2 separate regions of the Homo sapiens genome follow, and region 2 is linked to region 1. A link is a contact called in ENCODE Hi-C or POLR2A ChIA-PET data. All regions are on one chromosome and are shown on one strand. The core of a region is the stretch at or near the end of the contact, and the rest is flanking DNA. Distances in the headings are between cores, read along the strand shown. Region 1 overlaps CMTM8 (CKLF like MARVEL transmembrane domain containing 8). Region 2 holds the start of DYNC1LI1 (dynein cytoplasmic 1 light intermediate chain 1).

Region 1 (6,081 bases), core at 1,502-4,001:
ATTTGTAACTCAAAGGATAAATGCATGAGGGAATAGATACCTCATTTTCCAAGATGTGATTATTACGCACTGCATGCCTGCATCAAAACATCTCATGTACCCCAGGTACATAAGCACCTACTATGTAGCCACAAAAATTAAAAAATTATTTTTCTTAAAAATGACCTAATACCAGATTATATTTTCCTCTTGAATCAATGACTCCTATAAAAGGAAAGTTGATCTCTGGTGTAGAGACAGTTGAGCTAAATAGAATCTTGGCATTTCAATGGTTAAACCAAGTACTTCAACAAGTTTACAAAATACAGAGTAACCTAAGCCAATATTTTCATTGATTCAAACCAATGGTCCCTTTTAAATTCTTCTCCAAAAGGAAGGAGTAGAAGGAAGAAAAATTAACATTTGGAAATCGTGCCTTGAAATTTTCTCACCTTACACTGTATGATAATACAGGCTCTAGGCCCATGGGCTGTTTTCTATGAAAATACGTCAGGACTCTTTGAGGTGTGATCCCAAGAGGGATTTGAAGCAGCAATCTGAGCGGGGCACAGTGTTTCGTGTCTATAATCCCAACTGTTTGGGAGGCTGAGGTGGGAGGATCATTTGAGCCCAGAAGTCCAAGAGCGGCTTGGGCAACATAGCCTGGACCCCTGTCTCTAAAAAAAAAAAAATATATATATATATACATATATATATATATATGTGTGTGTGTATGTGTGTGTGTGTGTATGTGTGTATATATATGTATGTGTGTGTATATATATGTGTGTGTGTATATACACACACACATATATATACACATACACACGTGTATATATATATATATATTAGCTGGGTGTGGTGGCGCATGCCCCTAGTCCCAGCTGCTTGGGAAGCTGAGGTGGGAGGATTGCTGGAGCTCAGGAGAAGGCTGCAGTGAGCTGAGATCGCACCACTGCACTCCAGCCTGGGTGACAGAGTGAAACCCTGTCTCAAAATTTTTTTTAAAAAGCAGCAATCTGATAAGGAGCCGAATGATAGGAGAGCAAGTGAAATATGAAGTCAGGATTGTTTCAATTTAATTAGCAGAAGCTGGATATAAGAAAAATATCTAGCAAGGATCGCCCTGGAAAGAGACCAAGAGTGCTCATTCTGAAATTTTTTAAAGAGAATGAAAGATTTCAGAAAGTAAAAAAAAAAAAAAAAAAAGGGGGGTATGTTTATAGTATCTCTGTATTTTAGATCCTCAAATATTTATATAGAGTTTTTAATTAGGGGCTGGACGTGATGGCTCACGCCTGTAATCCCAGCACTTAGGGAGGCCAATGCGGGTGGATTGCTTGAGATCAGGAGTTTGAGACCAGCCTGGCCAACATGGCAAAACCTGTCTCTACCAAAAATGCAAAAATTAGCTGGGCATGGTGGTGGGAGCCTGTAGTCCCAGCTACTGGGGAGGCTGAGATAGAATTGCTTGAACCTGGGAGGCAGAGGTTGCAGTGAGCCCAGATTGTGCCACTGCACTCCAGCCTCAGCGACAGAACGAGACTCCAGCCACTGCCCCCCACCCCCAACCAAAAAAAAAAAAAAAGTTTTTAGTTAAGAGATTAGAGAGCTTTTGTTGGAGTTCTGAGCAATGGCTGCTGCTGATGACCATGAAACCAGTTGAAGAACACAAGCCAGACTTCTTTACCTTGGTGCTTGAGTTTCTCATCATCTCCAATTTTTAAAATGTTATTCTTATCCAGGGTTCCCTCATAAACACTTCAAGTCCTTAAATTAACACTCAGTCCATTTTCCCAAATCCTTCCCACACACAAACCTTATTTTCCCACCCACAGACCTGTATTTTAAAATGCCAAATCCCCCTGAGTTTAAGAACTTGTCTTTCCTTAACTTCCACAAGCTGGTAATTAACTTTCCAAATGAGGCTGGTGAGCAATAGAAGAAATTGTTATCTTTCACCATCAATGTTTTGCACAAGATGCTGTGATGACACTGCTGGGATTTCAGACAGACAAAGCAGCCTGGAGTGTCTGCGCCACCCCAGACGGGGCTGCTGCTAGCCACAGCATTCTCTGTGCAAGGTTACCACTGTATTCCCCAAGGTGAGCTTTAGTCACAAATGTTGGTTCACAGATAAGAATAGCCTCATCAAAAGTTTAGGTACAGGCCAGGCACGGTGGCTCACGCCTGTAATCCCAACACTTCGGGAGGCATAGGTGGGTGGATCACCTGAGGTCAGGAGTTGGAGACCAACCTGGCTAACATGGTGAAACCCCACCTCTACTAAAAAATGCAAAAATTAGCTGGGTGCAGTGGCGGGCGCCTGTAATCCCAGCTACTTGGGAGGCTGAGGCAGGAGAATCACTTGAACCCAGGAGGTGGAGGTTGCAGTGAGCCGAGATTGTACCACTGCACTCCAGCCTGGGCAACAAGAGTGAAACTCCATCTCAAAAATAAATAAATTAAAAAAATAAAGTTTAGATATCCCTAGACTGTGTACATTCAAGGTGAGGAAATGATGTAATCTTTCTTTGAACCCAGAGGGCAATTTTTCTAAAATCATCTTTTTGCATCAACACATCCTAAGGGGATGTTTTTCTCTCTGTTCAATGGCTAGACCACAAACCTTCCAGAAAAACAACCATCCTATGAGAGCAAACACACGGGGAGGGAGTGGAGAAGGCATCCTCAGGATCCCTTATTTACAATAACGAAAATGTGGAGGTCATGGTGGACGGCTCTGCTGCCCTCTACTGGCCATGTCAAGCATCATCAGCCACAATAACACACAGTCTGCCGCCCTGGTTTTTCCCTTTGTGGTTTTAATTAGGCACTGCTCTTCCCGAGGAAAACCTGGGTGAGAGAGGCAGGAGGCCCCCACCCATGGAACCTCAGATCTGGATGGAACATCTAATGCAACATGGGCACATTACACAACCCTAAGGGGTGCCATTCCTGTGGAATACATCAACAGAGCTCTTGCACTTAAGCAATCCTGCAGCCCCAGTGGGTCATTTAATAAATGCCCCAGAATGGTAAGTGATCATTCCAGGGTCATCAGACCTGTGATGGACCAGAAGCAGGACCTGTTGCTTGCCTCAAGGGAGTGGCAAAGGGAAACAAGATTCCTACAAAGGAAAACAGGTTCCGACTGGGCTGGCCCCAGTGAGGAGAGCCAAGTCAGAACATGTATCCACTTCCTATTCTACGCTTCAACTATCCATCTGTCTAGCCATAACTCATTGTGCCAGGTACTCATTGCAGATACATACCACCAGATGGGAGAGACAAGCCTACTCCGGAGGGGGCTGAACAATTAGGGAGATTCAGACAAGTAAACCAGCAATTACCCTATAATGCTGTAGAAGTCTGGGTCAGGTGTGGTAGCTCATGCCTGTAATCCCAGCACTTTGGGAGGCCGAGGTGGGAGGATCACTTGAGCTCAGGAATTCAAGACCAGCCTGGGCAACATAGTGAGACCTCATCTTTATTTAAAAAAAAATAAAAAATAAAAGGCTGAAGCAAAGAAGTCCTGATTGTTACTGAGCACAGAGCTGGAGGGGCACACAACACAGACTGAGAGGTGGGAAAATCAAGGATGGTTTCCTGAAGACAGTGACATCCAAGACAGAACAAAAGGATTTAAAGGATATATAGATATTAGCCAGGTGAGGTGGGCATGGAAACCATTACAGGCAAGTGGAATAACAGGTAGAATAAAGCAGAGATGAGACAGCATGGAACATTTTAGGAACTGGAGGTCCAGTGGAGCTGGAACGTAGGGTGGATAGATATCCAGGCAACAAACAAAGCCAGATAGAAAGGCAGGCCCCGGATCACACAGGGCCTTGCAGTCCAGGAAAGGAGTCTGAACCATAGCCCGGAGGCCATGAGGAGCTGCTAGGGGTTTAAGCAGAGGGGAGACATTAATAGATGTGGGTATGGGTTTCCTCCATCATACTAGGCTCTGAAGAGGTTCCATGAAGGGCAGTCATCCTTCCTGCCCCCAAGGAACTTACAGTTCCTCAACTTAACAAAATGATATACAATAGTTGGATCTATGCTTACTACTGAATCATTTACTTCTATTCATTGGGTGTCTATCACCCTAATTGAATGCAAGCTCCACAAAGACAGGGATTTTCTCTTTCCGCTGTTTTGTTTTGTTTTTTTTTTTTTTTTTTTTTTTGAGATGGAGTCTCGCTTTATTGCCCAGGCTGGAACACAGTGTTGCAATCTTGGCTTACTGCAACCTCCGCCTCCTGGATTCAAACAATTCTCCTGTCTCAGCCTCCCGAGTAGCTGAGACTACAGGTGCACGACATTATGCCCAGCTAATTTTTGTATTTTTAACAGAGATGGGGTTTCACCACATTGCTCAGGCTGTTCTCGAACTCCTGACCTCAGGTGATCCACTTGCCTTGGCCTCCCAAAGGGCTGGGATTACAGGCATGAGCTACCGTGCCCAGCCTAAATCCTCAGTTTTGAGATCTATGCCTGGAACAAAATATGTGTTCAAATAATTGCTGAATAAATCACCATTCACTTCCTATAAAGTTTGTTGTTTTGTTTCATTTTGTTTTATTTTTTGAGACAGAGTCTTGCTCTGTCACCCAGGCTGGATTGCAGTGGCATGATATCAGCTCACTACAACCTCCGCCTCCCAAGCTCAAGAGATTCTCCTGCCTCAACCTCCCAAGTAGCTGGGATTATAGGTGTGCACCACCACACCCAGCTAATTTTTGTAGTTTTAGTAGAGATGGGGTTTCACCATGTTGGCCTGGCTGGTCTCAAATTCCTGGCCTTGAGTGATCCGCTCGCCTCGGCCTCCCAAAGTGCTGGGATTACAGGTGTGAGCCACCGCATCTGGCCACAGTTTTGTGTTTTAAAGAATAGACACAATATCTTTATTCACTGCATGCAAGGGCACATGGAAGGCAGGGCAGAAAACAAGAAGACGGATCTGCCCTCGAGGAGCTGATGTTTATTAAATGCCTATCTGCTGCCGCATACTTTATGTGGCTTCTCCTAGAGAAGTATCATTCCCATTTTATAGATGAGAAAACTGAGGCTCCAAGAAGAAATTTGACCAAGGATCCAGAGATAGTAAGTGGTAAGGCTGGAATTCAAAACCAGACCTGCCTGACTGCAGACTCCCACCTGGCTCTGGGCAACAGCTATGTGACTGGCAGCCACACAAGGCAGCAGCACTAAGCCAGAGGGAACGTGGAGAAGGACAAAAATGCAGCGTAAAGCATAATCGGAAAACGTTTCATAGAGAAGAAGGCATCTGGAAGCCTCACAGGATGTGAAAATGTCTAAAGTGAAATGGAAGAGCATTCCTGACAGAGGGACAGCAAGCACAAAGACCTGGACACAGATGTGCACAGGACACTTGCCATTCAGGGAAAAGCAGACTAGGCTGAGTTCACTTAGCTCCTTGTTCACGATATGTAAGGCTGGATCAATGTTACTCAGGTTAAGAAACATGAGGCACTTCTCACCTATGGGATAGGCAAGAATTCAAACGTTTCACAATCCTGTTGGTGAGGCTGTGGAGAAACTGGCCTCTCAAGTCACTGCTGATAAGAGTACCAAAGGGCACGACTCTCATGGAGGAGAAATCTGGAGGTGGCCACCAAAATGAGATGTATTTACCCTTGATCCTGCAACCCCAGTTCTGGGATCTAACCTACAGATACACCTGCACAACCAATACACCTGCACAACAGATACACCTGCACAAAGAAGAATGACACATGAACAGGCTTACTCACAGAGCACAGTTTGTTTATTTATTGAGGCAGAGTCTCCCTCTGTCACCCAGGCTAGAGTGCAGTGGCACAATATCAGCTCACAGCAACCTCTACCTCCTGGTTCAAGTGATTCTTCTGCCTCAGCCTCCCGAGTAGCTGGGACTACAGGTGTGTGCCACTACACCTGGCTAATTTTTGTATTTTTAGTAGAGACGAGGTTTCTCCATGTTGCCCAAGCTGGTCTTGAACTCCTGACCTCAGGTGATCCACCTGCCTTGGCCTCCCAAAGTGCTGGGATTACAGATGTGAGTCACTGCACCTGGCCTATTTATTTCTTGAGACA
Region 2 (6,081 bases), core at 2,567-5,066, 270 kb before region 1:
GGAAGAGTATGAAAGTGCAAATAATGGAAGGGGGATAGATGTGTTAGTGGGAATTTGTAGAAGTTGCAAAGGATTCCAATAAGGAGAAAAAAGAACACATAACAAAGATTTAGAAATCAGAATGGCTTTGGATTTCTCAATGGTAACACTAGAATCTAACAGATAAGGGGGCCAAGGCTTTAAAAACCTAAGGGAAGATAGCTTGTAACTCAAGAATTCTATACTTAACCAAACTATTATTAAGTGAGGGTAGATTAAATGCATTTTCAAACACAGGAGGTGTGCTAGATATCTTGTTTGCCCCTTGAGATCCTTCTCTATTCCCACTTTGTGCTCAGGGAGGTAGACCTGCATGGATTGCTTCACTTGGGTCTCTTGTCCTCTGGCTCCTGGTTGGGTTTGGTCAAAGGGCAACACTGGTGGGAGACCAGGGGGCAGAAAGAAAGGGATGGATACTGTGTTCCTTTACTGAAGACTATAAATCTTGGTGGGCAACACTTTCCTATAAGCTGCATCTCTCTCTGGATTCTAGTAAACATTCCTTCCTCTATCCCTTTCAAGCCTAAGGCTTCCTGCTGTTGCTAGTCCTATCTCTTCACACTGTTCACACCTTTGTAAACAGTCCCTTTATTAAGCTTTCCTCTAGCACCCCCTTAAGAATGCCATTTTTCCTCTGGTTGACCTTGACTGGATACACTGGTGTCCAAAGACTTACCAGTGAGCCTTTTTATCAGAAAACTATTGGGGGAAGTTCTCCACTAAAACAAGAAGACACAAGATTGAGGCAAAGGGAATCTTCTGAACAATGGTGAAAGATCACAGGATGACAGCTGTGTATTCAGTTTCAGAATAACCAACTCAGAATGGAGCAGGCTAGAAGGTTCTTAAAGGTGTCTTTAAGAAGGTAAAATTGTTAAAATACCTAACAAGGAGTTTTACACAGCTGGGACGGGAATTTGAAACTGAATTAAAGACATGGAAATCTAAGCAAATGAAAAAGAAGATGGTTGGCCGGGCGCAGTGGCTCACGCCTGTAATCCCAGCACTTTGGGAGGCCAAGGCGGGTGGATCACCTGAGGTCAGGAGTTTGAGACTAGGCTGACCAACAAGGTGAAACGCCGTTTCTACTAAAAATACAAAAATTAGCCAGGTGTGTTGGCAGGCACCTGTAGTCCCAGCTACTCGGGAGGCTGAGACAGGAGAATTGCTTGAACCCAGAAGGCGGAGGTTGCAGTGAGCCGAGATCGCACCAATGCACTCCAGCCTAGGCGATGGAGCAAGACTCCGTCTCAAAAAAAAAAAAAAAAAAAAGAAAAAAGAAAAACAAGATGGTTATTAATTTTAGATGTAAGAAAACATTGGGCAATAAAGAAAAAGCAATCATAGTATAGAAAACAGGTCAATTATAAAACAGCATTTATGCAACAAAAATTCCAAGGGACTGATGAATTATTTCCTTTTATAGACTTCCTCATAATATATAGCTTCCCTATTTTTGTAATGTAGAGGTTTTCACAGAAGGTATTTACCAGAATAGCATCTAAAATTACGAGGACATTTATTTTAACATGGTTTGGCCTAGGTCATTTTACAGACTAGACAGTAAAAAATCTCAGCTTATCTATAAACTTCTGATCTGTGTGACCTGGGGTAGGTTACTTAATTTTGCTGACCCTTACAAAGTATGAGGATTGCAAATACAACACACAGAGTGCCTGGCACATAGTAGGCATTCATAAATGACCACTTTTGTCAGCCACCTTAATGGAAGAATGCTGGATAGGGATATTATAAAACCACAAGGAATACAACTTTGACCTCAATTTAGGTGGGTAGTTGAGCATCTGGAAGTCATGAGGTGTTGAAGCCTGACACTATTATAAAAGTAAACACTTCTCAGACTAAGCAAATATGATATGGAACTGACAACAAAATTGAGGGGAAAATGCTCTGAGGAAGATGACTGAAAGAATAAAGTACAGAGTAAAATGGCTTTCAGAGGGGCCAAGAGCAGTATACAGCTCTCCTTTAGAACAGTAACATAAAGACTCAGCTTCTCCTGGGGGTCTCCATCCTGCTTTGTGCCACAGAAAGTGTAGGACTACTGGGGAGGGTTCTGGTTCCTTTCTTAAGTATATAAACAACAAAATCAAAAGTTTTATTTTATTTATTTATTTATTTATTTAGTGACAGGGTCTTGCTCTGTCATCCAGGCTGGATTGCAGTGGCATGATCACAGTTCACTGCAGCCTCGACCTCCTGGACTCAGGTGATCCTCCCACCTCAGCCTCCTAAATAGCTGGGACTATAGGCACACACCACCACGCTTGGCTAATTTTTTGTAGAGCCGGGGTTTCGCCATGTTGCCCAGGCTGGTCAAGAACTCCTGGGCTTAAGCAATCTGCCTGCCTTGGCCTCCCAAAGCGCTGGCATTACAGGTGACAAAGAATTTTAGCTCCAAGAGTTCTTTAGGCCCATCACTTCTAGAGGTTGGTCAGATATTAATGGTGTGAAAGGTAAAGAAAGTCATTGATAACAATTAACATGTGGTAAGCGCTTAAGATTTGCCAGTCGTTATTCTAAGCCATTTTACATGAATCATCCCGTTTAATCTCAATAACAACTCTAAGTTCTTTTATCCTCATTTGACAGATAAGGAAACTGAGACTCACGGAGGTTAAGTAAATTGCCTAAGGTTACACAGCCAGTAAACTCGAAGAGCTAGACCTGAACTCAGATTTGCCAGCCTCCAAAGGCTTCCAGACTTCTAACCGTAATGCTAATATATAGCAAATAGTCTTTAGTTGTGGATTTTCTCACTAGCATAACAGCATTGATCAGGCCATATTCTAGCAAGTGATTTTCAAATATGAAGTGACAGAGATAACATACAAAGGCCAGGCAATTTTAAGCAAATGCTCTTACAGGTGTACTAGGACAGAGCCTTAAAACCAATGACTCCTTCTAAACATGGAGTTCAGACATTCAAATACCTTTACCTAGTAAAGTTCTAATAGAAAAGGAGTTATTTTAGGGCTAGTATAAGTCCATCCATGTATTCCCAGTGTCAACTGTGCTCGACGTAGTAAGTGTGGAATCAATGTCTAGTGACCGGTTAGATGACCCGCATAGTGGATCTTTTCAAATCTCACATGGAGGATCTCATACAAAAACATTAAGAACATTAAAGCAAGCCCTGACAATAATTTTTAAAAAATAACAGTCTATTTCCAGGGTAAACAATTACTTTGTCACGCCGCTGCTTAGGGGCTCGGAGAACCTGCTTCTGATGTGGGTCCAGGTTGAGGAACACTTCGCCACTTGAGAACGCAAATAAAGTCCAGAAATCCAGGACCACAGCAATACTCCAGCCCAGGGTTGCAGGGCAGCCTCTTTACCAGCCGGGCGACCCATTTCTATCTTGGCGCCGGCGAAGCGCCGGTTTGGGCGGGGGACCGCTCTCAGCCTGAACAGTGGGTGGGCCGGCAATGACAATGCAGGAATTCCGCGCAGGCCGCAGGGTTTGGGGACCTGTCTGAAGGGTGGGAGGGAGCACTTTTCACCTGACACACCCAACCCCCCTGCCGCAGCCCAGGGCCGCGGATGAGCGGAAGGAAAGCACTTCCATACTGTCAGATCACTGGGCTTCAGTTGCAGCATAGCGGCCCACCCCGCCGCCCGCGTACGCTCAGCCCCTCAGCGCCGGCCAGGCAGCCACGCACGCGCAGTCCGTTCTCGCTCGCTCCATCAGTCCTGGCCCGGCCCGGGGCCCCGCCCCCGCAGGCCCCGCCCCGCTCCCGTGCGCTGAACGCCCCATATCCGGGTTCCCGCCGCCTCCACCGCCACCGCCTCAGCCGCCTCGCACATTTAGTCTTGCCGGGAGTGGTGTGATTCCCGACCAAGATGGCGGCCGTGGGGCGAGTCGGCTCCTTCGGTTCTTCTCCGCCGGGATTATCCTCGACTTACACTGGCGGCCCCTTGGGCAACGAGATAGCGTCGGGCAACGGTGGCGCCGCGGCAGGCGACGACGAGGACGGGCAGAACCTTTGGTAACGACTCCACCTCTCCCTCAGCCCCCGCTGGCTCCCCCGGCCTTGCGCGGACGCCTCGGGATCCCGTGCCCGCTGGAGCTCGGCGCCGGGCCCGGCCACTGCGTTCCCGGCAGCCCCATCCCCGGCGCGCCGAGGCCGGGTCCGTCCCTCCCGCGCTGCGGCTCCGGCCTCCGGCCTCACCGTACGCCTTGCTTCCCGTTAGGTCCTGCATCCTCAGCGAGGTCTCCACCCGCTCGCGCTCCAAGCTCCCTGCGGGGAAGAACGTGCTACTGCTGGGTAAGTGTTCCCTGCCTCGCCCCGCCCCGCCCGGCCCCCAGCGGCCCGGGGTACCTGGTCCGCGGGCTAGCTCGCTGGCTCTCTTTGTGCGGACAGCCGGCCCAGCCCCGCCCCGCCTCGCCTCCCGACCTGTCGCGGATGGCTGGGAGAGAAGGGGAACACGAGACCCTTGACCCAGGACCTGCGGGGACCCGCCCTCCCTCAGGTTCCTCCTCCTCCTCCCCGGTATATGGGGGTGGCCCTGACAGCTTCCCCTGGGAAGGACAGAATTCGATCGCTCATCTGAGGGATTCTCGTGGCCTGGGGTTTATCTAGAAAATGACAGGTTTTCTTTCATCACAAAAATTGGTAGCAGGAGGCTCTTTGCGAGAGCTGCAGCGCAAATGGCATGCCATTAATATTTAATAGCTGACTCTTTGTATAATTGACAGAAGCTAGAACTAAGACCTGGCGATAAATGTTCTTGATTCAGCGTTCTCTGGTACAATGTGCTCGTGTTGCAGCTACCTTAACTGTCACATATAATTCTGAAATTTGTAAAGGGCAGTAGAACACAACTTTCTAGTTAAGTCTTTTCAGCCAAATGGATGTAATAAGGAGAAACGGTCCAGTGTCAGTTCTCCTGATTGTTCTGTATCTCCTCGGCTCTCTGGAAGTTGTGTATTCTGTTTCTTTAGTGACTCTGGGGGTGGGGATAGAGGACTGAGGGAGAATAGTTCGCAGATTCGCATTTTTCTAGGCTTAGCTCCTGAATCATTTATAGGAGAAATTTCTCTATATAGCTCTTTACATGCGAGATAACTGAAGTTTGGCTTATACGATGATTAAATTTAAAAACTTTGGTATTTGGTGTCGGCTCAATACCAGAGTTTTTTGTTGTTGTTGTTGTTGTTTTGGTTATATCCATCTAAAAACAGGAAACAAGAAGTCAAATACTACTTGATAGGCTGCGTGGTTAAATATGAATGTTTACATAGAAAAAATTACTTTTTTAATAGACTGCTGCCAAGCAAGAATATATGATTATTGATATTCTTTAAAGCTACATGGAGCTAGTTGAAAAATTAGTTTTTACCCTTGTTTTTAATGTGGTTGAAAGCACCTACTGAAGATTAGCCTGGATTGAGTCACTGCCCTATCACATATAAGCCCTAGGATCTTAAGCAAGTTGCTTGACATCTATAAACCTCAGTTTCTTCATCTTTAAAATGGTTGTTATAGAAATAATAATACTTGCCTCTAGGGTTGTGGCGGGAATCAAATGAGTTAATGTTTGTATCGTGGTAATATTTGCAAGTGATACTTTGTCATGGATTTATCTTAAACTGCATTAGAAAATATTTGTGATCAGAACTTTTTAAAAAATTGAATTAGTGCCTACATAAGTGATATTCATAGGGCAAAAATAAATTAGGATCCAAAAGCAAAAAAAAATTGTATAATATATTTTTAGTTTACTAATTTAAACAAATTACTACTCATTTCTAAGGTAAAATGGATTTAAGCTCATATGACCTCATTGAAATTGATTCTATTTTAATTAAATATTTGGAAACACTGTCATGGTAAAGGTAAGATTCAGTAGTTTTGTTCTTATTTTATACATTTTGTCCAGTTATTTCTGCACATTAGATATTGTGTAGATGATTCTGTTTATGGTAAAACAAAAGTGGCAGTTTTGTTCATTTTTTGGTATACCTAATTTGCACTGAGGTTGTGCCATTTTTTTTTTAACACCCCTTTGACACTGGGT

Evidence for each region. Hi-C counts contacts between places; a loop is a spot of excess contacts on that map. ChIA-PET counts read pairs that join two places held with the same protein, here RNA polymerase II (POLR2A). Pooled maps may share reads with other maps.
Region 2: a loop to region 1 is called in a pooled map, with 7 times the contacts of the local background. The contact joins the promoter of DYNC1LI1 here to the enhancer-like site in region 1. A Hi-C loop is called at or near these places in 2 of 168 maps with a recorded cell type or tissue (breast epithelium and naive thymus-derived CD4-positive, alpha-beta T cell) and 11 of 50 pooled maps. POLR2A ChIA-PET finds 5 or more read pairs at or near these places in 2 of 52 experiments (activated T-cell and endothelial cell of umbilical vein).

What each region holds. Positions count from the first base shown.
Region 1 is chr3:32,293,546-32,299,626 of GRCh38, reverse strand. The region is part of intron 1 of CMTM8 (CKLF like MARVEL transmembrane domain containing 8); the gene reads right to left. Among named protein-coding and RNA genes, the nearest start is that of CMTM8, 58 kb to the right of the region's middle. Within about 2 kb of position 2,751, at least 2 of the 41 ENCODE cell types and tissues checked have a DNase peak (open chromatin) inside an H3K27ac peak, as active enhancers do.
Region 2 is chr3:32,568,593-32,574,673 of GRCh38, reverse strand. It overlaps DYNC1LI1 (dynein cytoplasmic 1 light intermediate chain 1), which reads left to right and starts at 3,816. Exons shown (of 13, transcript NM_016141.4): 1 at 3,816-4,049; 2 at 4,255-4,328. The coding sequence starts at 3,904. RefSeq lists silencers at 3,619-3,878, 4,059-4,548 and an enhancer at 3,823-4,608.